2 separate regions of the Mus musculus genome follow, and region 1 is linked to region 2. Evidence: chromatin loops called from intact Hi-C (ENCODE). Cell type or tissue: left cerebral cortex. All regions are shown on one strand.

Region 1 (2,500 bases), 94 kb after region 2:
TCTGCTCCCTTAATCTGCTAAAGACTGCCTTCAGCAAGCTCTCAGCTGAAGGTTTGGGAAACCGCATTAGCCACCATCACCAAATTAGGTTAATTTGCTGGCACCCCGTGAATCAGCAACATGGAAGCTGATGGCAGTGAACTCCCCTCCCTGTCTGGCCTACCTCCTCTGTCCTCTACCATCACAGCAAAGGTGGCCCTTCCTTCATGGTCATGCGAGGGTACCCTGCAATAATTAAACACCTTCCGGGTACCAGGCACCATGCAACGTTGGGTTTCAGAGCGGAAGAGCACGAGTGTCCATGTCTACCCTTCTCTGATATGGGCTTTAGCAAAGTGCCTTGTTAGTGTGGCGGTCTCCACCCTCGTCTTTAGTCAGGCATTCTCTGAAACGCTTCGAAGGCCCAGTTTGAACAGTGATAAGAACCAGAAAGGGAACTGGCAAGCAGTAAGCATTCTTTATGTGATTGGCTGTTGTGTGTTGGCAAGCAGTAAGCATTCTTTATGTGATTGGCCGCTGTGTGCACTGGTACATTTACTATTGGCCGTGCAGCTGTGAGGCAAGCACATCGCAGGTGCTATCAAGTCAGTAGCCGCTACCTAGCACTTAGCTGGGCCTCTTTGCTCCCCAAGATCTGTGCTTTTGACACAATACTTGTGATTTTATGATGGCATATGATGACCCAGTTGGCAAAGCAAATTATGCAGAAGCCACAATCTTGCAAATAAAAACGTAATGAAGGAGATCGAAAAATGCACACAAACACAGAAAGAAATACACACAGTGGGTACTGAGTGGGAGCATGAATGAAATACTGAATACCAAAAGAGAGATTAACTCTAGATTAGTGGAAGTAAGAAGGGCTTGGCTGAGTCAGTAGTGTCTGAGATGGGCTTTTAGAGGCAGGGGTGTACTCGGTAAGAAGGCAGAGAGGATAGATGCTACTAATGAGAGAAATGGTTACGGCAGAGAGTTTCACATGGAAAAACAGTGAATAAAATCATTGGCGGCTATAGGAAAACATTTACTGTAGGCATGTGTAGAGAATAAGGTTGAAAGCCTATGATGTTGTGATTAACTTCACAGGACCAGGTAAGCCAGGGAGGGAGTTCAGTGAAGGGTGGGGGGGGGGGGGTGGTGGTGGTGAGATAGACAAGCCAAGAATGTGTTTTTTAAAAAATAAAATAAAAAACGTCGTGGTTGCTGAGGGGCAGGACTTCAGGGAGAGCCCTGGGAGCACCGCTGAGAGGGTTACTGGCAATGAGAAAGAGGAGATGCGGCCAAGAAGGGAACAGGAAATGATGCATTGAAGAGACGCCAGGGATCTTGTTAGAATTCAGCATTTGCTTGCATAAGGAAATAGTATTTTCAAAAAAAAAAAAAAAAAAGAGCATCTGAGAAAATAGTCATGAGAAAAACAAAAAAAAAAAGTGCAGAGGACTTGGGAATTTTCATGGGACCCATGGAGCTTTAGGGTACATGCTGAGTTTAAGGTGATCAGGGTCACCCAGGTGGCACTACGGACTAGGATGGTGGTGTTAACAAGGGATTGATACTACAGAGTTAGGCTTCGCCAAGGCGGGAGGGAGAGCTATGGTGGGGGGATGACTTTGTTCATGGCAGTATCTGTAGTTAAGGAGGCCAGAGGAGAGGCTCAGGGGTTTCAGAAAGGGACTAAAAGCAGAGAGAATAAAAATGGAGTCAGAAATGATTGTTAGAAATGGCATGTGGTAACTTGCACCCCAACTGCCTGCATTTTCATATGGCAAACGTCCAGATGGGTGAAAGATCTTCCTGTCCAGATTTTCGAGATAAAGCTGACATAGTTCATAATATGCAAGGGTGAGTTGGAGCCCAGGGAAATTGATTCAGAGTTATGCAGATCTTCAGTGACCCTGGATATCTGGTGTTTAATTACGGAATGGAAGTCAAGTCATTTAGGGAGACAGACAGTGCAACACACACTGAGCTGGGTGTCAAATCATCCAATAAGACACAGGCATATCAACTCACATGGAGCTGATGTGGGGCAAGTGATCTGGAGAGGGAGTATGACTATAGAAATTCACAATTAAAGAGGGTGCACAGCACAGCACAGCACAGCACAGCACAGCGCAGCTCAGCACAGCACACTACAGCACAGCACAGCACAGCACAGCGCAGCACAGCACAGCACAGCACAGCGCAGCACAGCCCAGCGTAGCCCAGCGCAGCCCAGCGCAGCCCAGCGCAGCCCACCGCAGCCCAGCACAGCCCAGCCCAGCACAGCACAGCACAGCACAGCACAGCACAGCACAGCACAGCACAGCACAGCACAGCACAGCACAGCACAGCTCAGTACAACACAGCACAGCTCAGTACAACACAGCACAACACAGCATAACATAGCATAGCCCAGCCCAGCCCAGCCCAGCCCAGCCCAGCCCAGCCCAGCCCAGCCCAGCCCAGCGCAGCGCAGCCCAGCGCAGCCCAGCGCAGCCCAGCGCAGCCCAGCACAGCA
Region 2 (2,500 bases):
GAGCAAACGATTGCTGGATTGCTGTACTTCCAACTTCACTTTCTAGGAACCAAGAGACTGTATCATCAGCCAATTTCATTAGGTTAATGAGGGCTACAATAGAAATCACAATGTCCCCTCAATTTGAAAGCATCCCAATGTCACTGTAGGAAAAAAAATAGTTGTTAAAATCTCTTAAAATTGTTTTCTGGTTGATTTTTGAAGTGGCAAACTCAGGAAAAGAAATTTTAATAAAGGCCAAAATAATGTCACTTGAATTAGGAAAACTGGGGATAATCCTAAAAATATAGTTTGATGTGATAACGTATTCAGTGAAAACAGATTAAGTGAAAAGTTTAAGAAAAAATGAAAAGAAGAGCAGAAAGCATTTTTTTAAAACAGAGTTGAGAAGAACCAGAATTGAAACACATTACAGTACATTAAAATACAAGGCAAGAAAACATGTCTTATTTCATTTTAAGAAGCACCTGTGGGCTAACCGTACATACAAATTAAACCACTGCTCATGCCGTCCACTCCATGAAATACAGAGGGACATAAAACAATCACATTCTATCAGAGACACAGAACACAATCAGATTAACCCACCTTGATATAACCCCAAGAAACAGATAATAAATAGTTTGCCTCAGGCATTTTGGAAGCTCTTCTTGCCACAATCCACAGATCCCTTTGAAAGAATTCAGTTCTAAGAGAGCGGTCTCCAGGGGGATCAGGAAACCTCTGCAGTTCCAGTGGATAAAGAACCAAAACTTAGAAAAGACAAAGCCTTCCAGACGGGTGGTACTCCCTAATCCACAGCAAGCTGGTCTTCATTCACACCCCATCCTTGCAAGAAGCCTATGCGCTCGCTCCCTCCCTCCCTGCTTATTTCCAGGCAGAAGAGAGTAATGAAACCCGGAATTGTACGAAGGAGGAGCAAGAGCCTGTATTCAGCTGGCCGGTTTGAAGCACTTCTTCAGTTAGGAACAGTCCTGGTGCCCGGAGGGGTTTCCACCCTAGATTAGTCCAACTCTGCCAGGGAGCAGGGAATCTCTTTCCCCTCGGGAGCTGTCTGACTGGGAAACAGCCATCTTTTAAAAAGGAGAAGATTAAAATGGAGGAAGCCCCATGAATATTTAAGTAAACCTGAGGTCCTACCCTCCCCCGTTCCAGCTAGGTGTTCTTTAACCCTCTCTTCCTCTGCAGACAGCCCTCTGCAGATGCAGCCTGACACAGCAGCACTCAGCTCTTCTAATTGCTTCCAAGTGATGGTACATTTGATTAATTGACGCCGAGCTTTGCTTTTAATTTTTTTTTTTTAAATTGGAAAAGGTTAGAACTGTAACTGCTTTCTGACTTGGCTTCCAGGGTAGGAGAATTTCTTTCCTACCAGCTTTTGGTACATTATTTGCCCACCAACTGGGTGCCGATGCATTAGTCTCTTTTCCCCGTGGACTGAATGGGGATGGAATTAATTTATTTGGTTCAAAAAGTACTTCATATGCAGTGTGCAATTTTCTGCACTCAGTAAGTTCATTAATATGCTTATTACATCATATTCTGCAAATGGATTAAATTCATAACCTTTCCGTGTAGGGTCCGGAGTACGCTAGAAAATCTGAGATAGCATTTGCTGCATGAACAACGATTTATCTGGCGTTATGCTTATTTGATATTTTACGGCTGTTACGTCTTATAATTCATGCTAGAAATGTCTCAGAGTTAAATTATTTTAGTTTCATTTTAGCAACCCAGGACATGCTGAAAATGACATTCTTTTCCTGGCTCCCCTGCCAGCCTCTTCTTGTCAGCATTACAGTGCAGGCAGTGGGATGCCTTGCCCTAGCTGACTTCATTTCTCCCCACCTCCCCTACATCCTATTTCCTAGCCTTCCTCGGAGTTCCTGTATTGCATGTTGAAGGATCAGCAAAGCACCATGGCAACAGCCCGAACTTGTAATTGGCTCTCTTTCCTGTGAGGCAATTCCCTTTCCAAATGAGCATCCTGCCTCTGACAATAGCTTCACTTCAGGCATCTAAGACTCAGGTCAAACCATTGCTTCCCCAGAGAGATGCCTTTTGAGGTGAAGCGAGGCTGAACCTGAGTCTCTGCCTGTTGGCTCACTGTACCTCCCACTGTCCTCAGAGATACAACCACTGTCTTTCTGGGTATTCCTGCTTGTGTATGTGTGTATGTTTTCAAGTGTAGCCCGACACCTCTGGGTCAATCATTTCTGCTTTTAGACTACATGTTGAACCTCAGTGCAATTTTGAACTCCAGGTGAATTGCATAAATTCCAAGTTATGTGTTAAGATATAACCCTGTCACTATGGCCTCTCCAAGCCATGAAACTAGCTCTTACTGAAGACTGGGAAGTTGGGAAAGACAGCTTAATGAGTACTGATTGGTCTGCTAGTGTTTCGCAAAGTAACAAACTTTAAACTACAGTAAACATATCTTACATAAAAGCTTAGAGACTAATGATCTCGTATCTAATCCTCCACCCCACCCCCTGCA

The links. Peaks named below come from ENCODE experiments on the same cell type or tissue, not always from the same donor. Only the 100,000 strongest peaks of a DNase experiment are listed, where the experiment ranks them.
Region 1: a loop joins it to region 2, with 2.6 times the contacts of the local background. A loop is called at or near these places in 6 of 42 quality-filtered maps.

The regions. Positions count from the first base shown.
Region 1 is chr4:102,494,464-102,496,963 of GRCm38, reverse strand. All of the region lies in intron 2 of Pde4b (phosphodiesterase 4B, cAMP specific), which reads right to left. Among named protein-coding and RNA genes, the nearest start is that of Gm52668, 20 kb to the left of the region's middle. In left cerebral cortex, no CTCF peak of the experiment used is centred here; DNase peaks (open chromatin) are centred at 454 and 1,278.
Region 2 is chr4:102,588,290-102,590,789 of GRCm38, reverse strand. The region is part of intron 6 of Pde4b (phosphodiesterase 4B, cAMP specific); the gene reads right to left. Among named protein-coding and RNA genes, the nearest start is that of Gm52667, 20 kb to the right of the region's middle. In left cerebral cortex, no CTCF peak of the experiment used is centred here; DNase peaks (open chromatin) are centred at 946 and 1,903; H3K4me3 peaks cover 1,970 bases; H3K27ac peaks cover 2,500 bases.